Linked DNA regions of Homo sapiens: region 2 is linked to region 1. Evidence: chromatin loops called from intact Hi-C (ENCODE). Cell type or tissue: mammary epithelial cell. All regions are shown on one strand. Each heading gives the region's core, and the rest is flanking DNA. Links, peaks and the distances in the headings are about the cores only. Region 1 has its middle 59 kb from the start of LINC00410. Region 2 has its middle 210 kb from the start of LINC00410.

The links. Hi-C counts contacts between places; a loop is a spot of excess contacts. Peaks named below come from ENCODE experiments on the same cell type or tissue, not always from the same donor. Only the 100,000 strongest peaks of a DNase experiment are listed, where the experiment ranks them.
Region 2: a loop joins it to region 1, with 2.5 times the contacts of the local background. A loop is called at or near these places in 3 of 110 quality-filtered maps.

The regions. Positions count from the first base shown.
Region 1 is chr13:90,864,685-90,870,076 of GRCh38, forward strand. No RefSeq gene overlaps it. Among named protein-coding and RNA genes, the nearest start is that of LINC00410, 59 kb to the right of the region's middle. In mammary epithelial cell, for the core only: CTCF peaks have their summits at 2,782 (motif pointing left) and 3,808 (motif pointing left); a DNase peak (open chromatin) is centred at 2,797; H3K27me3 peaks cover 120 bases.
Region 2 is chr13:90,714,541-90,719,932 of GRCh38, forward strand. No RefSeq gene overlaps it. Among named protein-coding and RNA genes, the nearest start is that of LINC00410, 210 kb to the right of the region's middle. In mammary epithelial cell, for the core only: no CTCF peak of the experiment used is centred there; a DNase peak (open chromatin) is centred at 3,121.

The DNA of each region.
Region 1 (5,392 bases), core at 313-5,312:
CTAAACCTTAAGAAATAGGGCAACAAGCTAAAAAGAATGAGGAAGATCGTGATGTATAAACTGCTTCTGTATGGTCTCCCAAGGGTTGTTAGCGAATTGTGTGGAAGGTTGAATGTTCTTCTATTTTGAAAATGTTTTTATAATGTTTATTTTCTATAAAAACATGAAAATGTTAAATAAACATATTTATAATTTGGCTTTATCAGAGTATACTAGGAAAACATTGATGTTCCAATTTAGGATACCAACCACATTTTCCTCTCTATGGGAGTAGCACGTTCCTTTCATATATATATATATATACACACACACACACACACACGCACACACACACGTGTATATATATACGTATTATATATATATTATATATATTTAACATATCTATATTTAAAGAGAGATGATGTGTCAGGGTTGTTCAGAGAAACAATAAGATGTAGAAAGAAATTTATTATAAGGAATTGACTCATATGATTATGCAGGCTGGCAAGTCCCAAGATCTGCTGGGTGAGTTAGAAAGCTGGAAACCCACAAGTGCCTATGGCTTAGTTTCAGTCCAAAGCAGGAAATAAGCTGATATCGCACTTTGAAGGCCTTCAGGTGTTACTAGGTAGAACTTATGCCATGTTGTTCTATTTAGGCCTTCAGCTGATTGAATGAGGTCCACCCACATTAGAAAGGGCAATCTCCTCTACTTAGTCTGCTGATTCAAATATTAAACACTCAGAATTATATTCGAATAAATACCTGGACATCCCATGGCTCAGACAAGTTGACACAGAAAACTTAACTGATACAATGTAAAAAACATTAATAAATTAGAAGCAGAGGATCTTAGTGCATCCTTGTTCTCTTTTCGAGGGTATCTCTCTCTGTGGAGGGTTGTTGTTGTGGTCGTTGCACCTTCACCAACACTTACTGCAGTGACATGCAGGGGTTGAAGGTGTGGATGCAGTGGCTGAGAGAATGTGGAATCACAAAAGCAGGGTTTGCCACTGAACTTTAAAGAACTAAAGTTTAGTTCTTTAAGAAGTACAGTAAAACTTACGTATCCTGAGGCTCATAGTCTTTCTTGCTGAATTAAATAGAGCAAAGTTTTGAGGCAGATTTTTTTATTGTATGTTTTTTTCTAAGTGATTCTGGTAATGAAAATATTACAGTTATAGGGCAAATAAACATTTAAACTGAAAACAAGCAGATGGGAAAGACCTCTACTTATTCTACCCCACGAGAGATTACTACTTATTCCCAAAGCTATGATCAACATGAAATATGGGATTGGAGAGACTCTTCCAATATAATTAGTGGTGCTCACAAAAGAATCACAACCTCCAAAAGAGAGAAATATAGATAATAATCATGAATTCATCATTTCTATTGATCTCTCATATAAGCAAAAAGGTTCTAATGTAATTTTCAAGGCATGATTCCACACGGCCATAGTATCTCTTTTTCACAAGCTTGAAGTATCAATTTCTAAAATGTTGAACACCCAAGGAACTGCATTAGCAGGAGTAGAAGAGTCCAGACCAGGGTTTGGCAAGCCACTGCTAGTAGGCTAGCCAGCTGTTTTTGTAAAAGAAGTTTTACTGGAACAGAACGATGCATTTTCTTATATTGGCTATGCTAGTTTCTCATGAAGACTGCAGTTGGATAGCTGCTATACAATCTGTATGGCCAACAAACTCAAAAATATTCACTCTCTGAGTCTTAAAAGGAAATGTGTTAGGGATGCAAATTATTAAACAAGTAATTTTTGAATGTTTACTATAAACTAGGTGCTAGAGATACAAAAATGGGGAAAGAAAAAGACAAAGATCCTTGACGTTTTAGAGCTTACCTTCCATGGTCAGCTCATATCTATCATTCCAAAAGTTCAATATCCCCCAACACCCCTCTTTTTGTTCAGCTTTACTGAGGTATAATTGACAAGTAGTAATTGTGTATATCTAAGATCTACAACTTGACCTTTTGATAAACATATACATTGTGAAATGATCCCACAATCGAGCAAATTAACATATCTGTCACTTGCACGGTTACTGTGTGTGTGTGTGTGTGTGGTGAGAACACTTCAGATCTAAGCATATGTCAAGTACACAATACTGTATTGTTAGCTACAGTCACCACTCTGTGTACATTAGATCTCCAGAGCTGATTCATCTTGCACAACTGAAACTTTGTACTCTTCGACAAACAGCTCCCCACTTCCCTTTCCGCCAGTCTTAGCAACCATTCTTCTACCCTGTTTCTATCCTTCCCCCCTTTTAAAAACATTTCAGTGATTTTAGTGTTGCTCTTGGTAACACAAAACTTCCCATCAGGCTGGACGCGGTGGCTCACGCCTGTAATCCCAGGACTTTGGGAGGCCGAGGCAGGTGGATCACCTGAGGTCAGTTTGAGACCACCCTGGCCAACATGGCGAAACCACACCTCTACTAAAAATACAAAAATTAGCTGGGCATGGTGGCCGGCCCCTGTAATCCCAGCTACTCGGGAGACAGGAGAATTGCTTGAACAGGGACTGGGAGGCGGAGGTTGCAGTGAGCCAAGACGGTGCCACTGCACTCCAACCTGGGTGACAGGGCTAGACTCCATCCTAAAACAAAAACAAAAACCTTCCCATCATGTGTTTTATTCCTCCTGTGAATTGGTTGCTACTCATGGAATCTTGTGAGACTTGAAAGCCTATAGCAGTGTTTTCTGAGAAATTTCTTTGTTAAGAAAAGAGAGACTAATCAGAGGTGTGATGTCAGCTTTACAACAAAAAAGACTTGTGCACCACCTAGAGGCCGAACTGGGCGTCGGGATTAATCAGTCCTCCATTGTTGACAGGGGAAATAATGGTGCTCAAAGGCCTGAAATGGAAGCTAATGGTCACACCCACTGCACGGTATGAGGAAGGATGATATAAGAGGATGTGCAAATATTATGAAGCACATCAACTGGTACAAGGCAAAAGAAGCAACAAGTATTTGCCTTAAAAAAGGTCAAATAATGCATTATATTCAGATATATTTAAACCTGAGGTAAATTCAGTCTTCTTTTCTGGCTTATCAAGATGCAAAACCCCCTGTATTATTCAGCACCTCCATCATTTTGCTGTATGATTGTTTCTGTTTCACTCTCCACTTGGAAACTGTGAGCTGCTTGGGATATCAGAGAAGTTTAAAAACTTCTCTGGTTTTCAAAGCAGTATTTGCGATGAAACCAGCACTCAAATATTTTTCTGAACCAAACAGAATAAACAGTGGCATTCCTGAAAAAGTAACTAACAGATGCTTAGTTGACTAGATATTTTCAAATGCTTTCAAATCTTATTTTATTGAAGGAATAAATAGGATTATTTTTCTTTTTTAAAAAAGATGTTATAAAAATGTTTTTATAAACCAAAAGTCTAGTTTTGTGTGCTATGTGGCTGCCCATTTGAAATAGCATTTGTCATTTGGAAATCCTGAAGGTCTTACAGATCTTAACCATTGTAATTATGTTATTTGTCTTGCAGTGTTTAGGCAATCAGTGATATAGTTGGTTTTGCACAACTTAGAGAAGCACAACTTTGTCATACTTGACTACCAAGATAACATTCAGTGAAGAAAGTTTTTCACTAAGGAAAATGACATGCCCCAGAGAGTGTGGAGGCTGTACTTCTTTCTTTCAGGTTAATGTGACCCATTAATATATTTCAGAGTTTCTGGTGCATTTAAAATTGGTTTATTAAATTCTTTTGCAAAGATAAAAAATCTTCCAAAGTGTCATAATCCATTTTAAGGGAAAATTCTGAAAATTAGAGCAAGGGAGCCCCCTTGTGGACTGACTCTGATGCCATGTACAATGAATTATCAGTTAAATCAATGATTTCATCAATATTTATGAGATAATTTTAATAGTAAAATAGCAATACAGTTGACCATTGAACAATGCAGGGATTGGGGTGCCACTCTTATGCAGTAAAAAATCTGTATATATCTTCTGAGTTCCCCAAAACTTAGAACTAATAGCCCACTGTTGACCAGAAGATTTACTGGTCAATTTAACAAATACATAGTCAATTTAACAAATAAACTAGTATCTACGTATATTTTATGCATTAATGACATACCTAACTTTCTCTTAATTTTCTGACTTTTTAGGTTATGCAGTTCATCTGCGTGTTTTCTCAAATTGTCACAAATCTCCAAAAAATTTCCAATATATTTATTGAAAAAACTGCATATAAGTGGACCCATGCTGATCAAACCCATGTTGTTCAAGGGTAATTTATCTTCAGATGAACTTTATCAGAAATGAATTACAAATTATATTTTATTTGCAATATATTTATATGAGTATACTCAATATAATACGAAGTAATTCCTAAAACCTGCCTGGATGAATCCTGAACTTGGAAAAAACAAACTGTCCTAGCCTTAAGTGATTACTCCAATAAAGCAGCCCAAAGGATTGATTCTAGAATCAATGGCTGCTCATTCAAGAACTCAAAAATATAGTTGGCATTGGAAACCAAATATGTTTCTTTGCACGATGCTGAGTTTAAGCAAAGGTAGGTGAATTTATTGATGACTATAGTTTGTTTAACAAAACCAGTTATTTAAAAATGCAACTGCTTATATTTCTATCCAGAAAGCTGCTCTAAAGGATACATAAAAAATATATTCCCTTATCTTAGTAAAACTTTTCTCATCTGGAAAGTTGAGAATGAAAGAAAAGAAATGTATAACTAGATTTATGAGCAGTGACACAGAAACAAATGCATTTCCTTTAGGCTAAGCTCCTCTATCTCACATCTCAGCTGCAGATCTTAAAAACAAACTTCTTTTAAAAGTCTGGTTTTATATTTCTTCATCTATCTATTTTCCCCATGTGCTATATTTGGACTGGAGAATAAAAATCAGTAAAAGTAAATAGTTACAAAAATTGTAGTTATTAAGTTATTAATTTTTTACATTTTAAGTACCAGTAAAAAATCGTTTTTTAACTTTTTTTGTTTTTTTATGACAGGGTTTGCTCTGTCACCCAGGCTGGAGTTCAGTGGCACAATCTTGGCTCACTGCATCCCCGACCTCCTGAAGCTCAAGCAGTCCTCCCACCTCAGCCTCTTGAGTAGCTGAGACCACAGGTGTCTGCCACTATGCTCAGCTAGTTTTTGCATTTTTTGTAGAGACCAGGTTTCACCATGTTACCCAGGCTGATCTTGAACTCCTGGGCTCAAGCAATCTGCCCACCTCACCCTTCCAAAATACTAGGATTACAGGCATGAGTTACCTCTTCCAGCTAGTAAACAATCTTTATACACACTTAAAAACAAGAGGCCTGCATGCTCTAGTAATAGTTTATAAATTTATTGAATTCTTATTGCATTGGAAAATTGCCCAGATGTTAGTGGGCAGAAATA
Region 2 (5,392 bases), core at 198-5,197, 150 kb before region 1:
ACTTGCTCTCATGGCTAGGAATCCAATATCGTTCTGAAGGCTTGTGAAAAAGTTGAGAAGATGACCTTTGAAAACATGAGCCTAGGAAGGACCTAAGAAACAAAATCCACGTCTGTAGAAGGCATGAGATTTTTACATTTTGGCTTTCATAGCCAAAATGATGATGATAATGAATAATAATTGAAGTCCTGCATGTTGTGAGGTAGGCAAACTGCAGTGGTGGAGCCAAGTCAAGAGTGGAGAAGCTTCTGGGAGGACACGCTCTTTATGAAGGACCAAATCTTCACTTCCCCTATGCAGGAAAGGAGAAAACCTAAGTTCACTGAAACTATAAATATTCTTCCTTATATGTGGATAATTCTGAAATTACCTGAATGTATTAGTCAGGGTTTGCCTAAGAAACAGAACCAATAGAATGTGTATAGCTAGATACATGTCTTTATCTATCTATCTATCTTTCTATCTATCTATCTATCTATCTATCTATCTATCTATCTATCTATCTGGAAATTTTAAGGAATTGGTATACATTATAATGGAAGCTGGCAATTCCAGATTCTGCAGGGTCGGTGGCAGACTGGAGACCCAGGGAAGAGCTGATTTTGTTGCAGTTCAAGTATGAAGTTAATCTTCCAACAGAATCCTCTTTTCCTGGGAGTATAGTCTTTTTTTCTCTTAAGGCCTTCAACTGATTGGTTGAGGCCTACCCACATTATGGAGTGCAATTTGCTTGACTCAAGGTCTACTGATTTCAATATTAATCTCATCTAACAACCCCTTCACAGAAACATCTAGAATAATATTTGACCAAATATCTGGGTGCCATGGCCTAGCCAAGGTGCACATAAAATTAAACACCACACTGATATTTTTCCAAAATTTGTGAATTTATGTCTCAGTTTAATAAACTGGCCTTTGATATTGGGCACAAGAGGCGAATGGCCAAGGAAAAGCAAATGTGCTTTGCCACACTTTCTTCTAGATGCCTACTGATATATGGAGCAAGTCTAATAGATAATAGTGCCAAATGGGGCCAGCAGAAGAGAGGGAGGGAGGGAAAGATAATGCAGGCTGCCCACATGCCAGAGATTAGGAAAACAAGTTTTCTAATTTCCCTACAAGTTATAAAGCAGCTGGAGTCTGTCGTCTTCTAGCTAATACTGAAAAAAAGGCCTTTTGCCTCTAAAAGTACTTCAAATATATTTAAGATTCCAACTCTCTCCCTGTCTTTAGGGTAGTAATAAAGACTAAATAAGTAGTGTCTGAATCTATGGCAGATATCAATGAAATATCAAAAATCTTTGCATGCCCATGTAACCCAGATTTGTGACTTCTAAGAAAATGTATCTCTTTGCTAATCTCATTCATATCTGGTCTTCAAGAATATAACCTTGGAAGTTGACATTTGGATTTATAAACATAGTGTTCTGTTATGTCTAGAAATGCTGTCCCTACAGTTAGTTCTAAAGCCATCCAAATGTGGCTTATGTGAAACCAATCTCAGGGAGTGTAGTTTTAAGATGATGTACTCAGTCAGTCAGAGAAAATATGACTTGCTATATTTTGAAAGAGCTCAAATATTTTATAGTCCAAGGATAATTTCTCAGTCAGATGTTACATCAATCGTAAGGTATATCCGAGTAATTATCTTCCCATCTTCAAATCTACTTTTTGTGAAACTACCTCTTTTCCTCCGGCCAACAACCCCCAGCCTATAGGAGATCATAGGCTATGAATCCTGAGCTAGCAGTTATCCCCAAAAGTTAGCAATTTGGACCATGGCTAAGGTCTCTGTTCTTATATTTTCCAGGGCATGGCAGATGGGCTTGGCCATGAAAACTCCTTACCAGAGAACATGAGTCCGTGGCTCTAAAAACAACTACAACCCAAGTACAGACACAAAGAGCCTAGTATGAAGTCAGTTGCACAGACGCAGCCCTGGTATACAGTGGACTCACAGCCTCTTGTTTCTAATAATTTCCCAGAACACCCGTGTGGTAAGCTTTTTGGTGGAACTGATTATGATAATCTGGAGTGAAGTTTAGAGTTTGAGTAAGAAATGAAGTAGTGAATGAGCAATGGCAGCAGCAGCAAGTTCTGTGCTTCCCTCAGCTGATTTCCATTCATGGGACCTGTTATGTTAGGTAGACCCACTCTGGGGCTGCTTTCCATCATTCATGCCCTGTCACGCAGGCTGACACCAGATACTTTGATATGGTGAAGAAGGACCTATTTAGGTAAATGAAATTCCCAAAGGTTTATGAATATGGACTCTAGAAGGGGAGGAGATCTTGTCCCCAAATCTTTCATTTGCATATCCTGCTAAACTTACCTGTCATTAACAGTATTCTATCAATCCTGTTAATGTTGTAAATGTTTAGCGTTCTAAGGTATATATTGGTAAGTTCTGACAACACTGCTGTTCCATAGTAAATCTAACTGATTTAAAAGCAGGAGTCAGATAATGGAAACAGATCTGGAGGCAGGGTTTGAGGCCCTGCAAGTACATAAAAGAAACAATTAGGTATGTTTCTTGGCCTGATTTTCTAGGGACCAAGTAGGATAAAGTAACCATCGGGGGGGATGTACAGAATATCAAACTTCTTATCATAAAATATTGACTTACCAGCTGCAGTAAGGTGAAGCTTTCTTAGACATGGAATTCTTAGAATAGCCATATCTGGTCTCTTAATATCACCTATGAGCCATGTGTCATTCAGCACATTTATAACAGCATATGGCTAAGAACAAGGTCTGGGAACATGGTGCAGTGTCAAATACAGATACATCATTTACTAAAAGTTAATTCTACTGTGCTGAGAAAACATATTTAATGGGCAATATCTATGTCCAAAAACAACTACTGAATGACAGGCAAGCTTGATTGGAAAGACATAAGGCAGTACACAAAAGAAAAATTGTAAGGACACAAGCAAGAGACCTACAGTGGATGTGGTGTGGCTGTGGAATGCTTGGGGGAAAAAAATGAACGCATAATCAGTTTGAAGTAATTGCAGTAAGAGGAATGACTCATTTTGAGCAAGGACAGCCTTTGAAAGAAAAGGAGTCATAAACAGAGTTGGCAATGATTATTAACTTCCATTTGTATGCTGCACAACACATTCCAAAACACTTCCACATGTTTTATCTTAGTCGAATTGGAAAACAATCCTGAAAGTCAGAAAAAGCAGGTATTGTTCTCCCTGTTTTGTATGCAAGGAAAGGAATGCAGAGAGGTTAATTGACTGGCCGAGGTCACATTGCTAGTTAGAGAACCAGCAAGGAAGAGAACCTAGGTTTCCAGAATCTCAGTGTAATGTATTTTAACCACCCCTGGCTGCACACAGCAGTTTTGCTGAACAAAGAAATTCTTCACTTATGTACAGCTTAGAGAACCCTGGCGTTTTTATCCAGCCTCTTCCTATTAATAACAATGATGTCAATTTCACCCCTCTCCAGCTATGAAATCATATGACCCCAGAGGTCACTGGGTTCATCCACCATCACACAACGTTCACCAGCCCAAGATCAAATTAACCTTTTTGCATTACTACCAAAATGTTTACTCCTATTCACCTTAAGGCCAAACATACACTTCATAGACATGTATGATGCATAGAATTACTTAGCTTTACTTAGAAAAATAGAATCCTTGCTAAAGAACACATTCCAATTGCTTTACCTTGGTGGAGAGGAGACATAAGAAGAATATGAGGTAATTACAATGTCTATTATGACCTCAGGCTATAGGCCTTAAAACACCACCTTAAAAATACAAAAGGATAGTTGATGTTTATTTTCCGACCTAACTTGTAATTTGCTATATTCCATATATCTAAATCAAATTCCACTGCAATCAGAGCTAGAATTCCACAGCAATCAATGCCTGCAGTCAGGCTGGAAAAAAACAGTTGCATTTGGGTGTCTAATCACTACCTGTCAATACCTGCTGTTGAACAGGAGTGGGCTCCACTTTCAATTGTCAAACAATTGATTTTTCCAGGCGATGTGGATGAAGTGGACAAGAAAAGCTCCTGTGTTTTTATCCACGACCCTCCTGCTTGGAACAACTGAACCCCAAATCAAAATAATTTCACTCCACATCCTAATTATATCAGTTGTCAACATCTCTAGCATCAAAAATATCCCGTTTATTCCAGTTCAGTATGTCAAGCACAAGAAAATATAATCACAAGTGGGAGCGAAAAGAAACATGATGTGAATCGAGAGAGCTGTTTTGCATGAGGCAAAACTGCACTGTAGTTTGCATTCGAATCTATTTCAGCATTTGAAGATATGCAATTCTTCTCCTACAAGGGTATTATAATTGATTGTGTGATTTGTATAAATAAATGAGGCTTAAAAGAAAACCACATGACTTAAAGTTCTTTCACTAGTAAGAATATGTGTAATTTGTTCTCCAGTTGGAGACTTAGAATACTGCTGGAAAAACCTAAATTTGTTTAATGTTCTGCCTCTTTCCTCATTGGCTGCCTAATGTTTTTAATCTATTCAGTTCAGACCATTTCTGATTGATGGGCACCATCAGAATCTAGCTGCGGATACAGCTTCCCTGCAATCAATAGCAGTGGGACAAGTCTTCATGTTATATATAAGAATATTCACATAGTTCCTTTGCCATACTTTAGCAAGGCACATTTTCTTTTTCTTTATTAAGCAAAATCAATTCCATACACTTGTGTTTCAAAGTAAATGGCAAGACACTAATATAAGTACTGCAGAGAAAAAAGCAATACAAGATATGGCCTCTGATTAAAAAAAAAAGAAGTTGAGATTGACAAATTTTGAGCCCTTACCATCTGGGCTATGCCAAGTCTTTTAAATGTAAAGATGGATGTCCAACTCATTCTTGTAAATAAAAGGACTGGGACTTACAGAGATTGAATCATTTGCTAAAGGTCACTGAGAGAATGCATAGCACGTCTCTGGTTCCAAAAATTTTCCAGTGTTTTGTGCAACACATTACAGTCTCCCAAAACAGATCCTGTTGTCTCATGGAGAAATAAGACACAGAAGTGATATGTCACACAATTACAGTGCAAATGAGATATAGAAGGCCATTTCTTAGTAGTCATAAAGATACTAGTTACCGTGGTAACAATACTCTAGGAGCATAGTGATCCTGGAAATTATTTCAGGTGAAGATGTTTAAGAAGGCCTTTGGGGGAGTTAAGAGAATTAAACTACTTCTTAAAGAATGAGAGAATTTGAATGAGATGAGAATAATGAGCTCAGTATTGTGCCATAGGGGAACAGTATGAGCAAAAAACTCAACGGATGTTTAAAGCAATGTGCCCAAGTATTTCAGTAGGATGCAGGGCTTGATTTAAATGCCCTCTTCAATCTCAAAAATTTAACTAGTTAGAATATG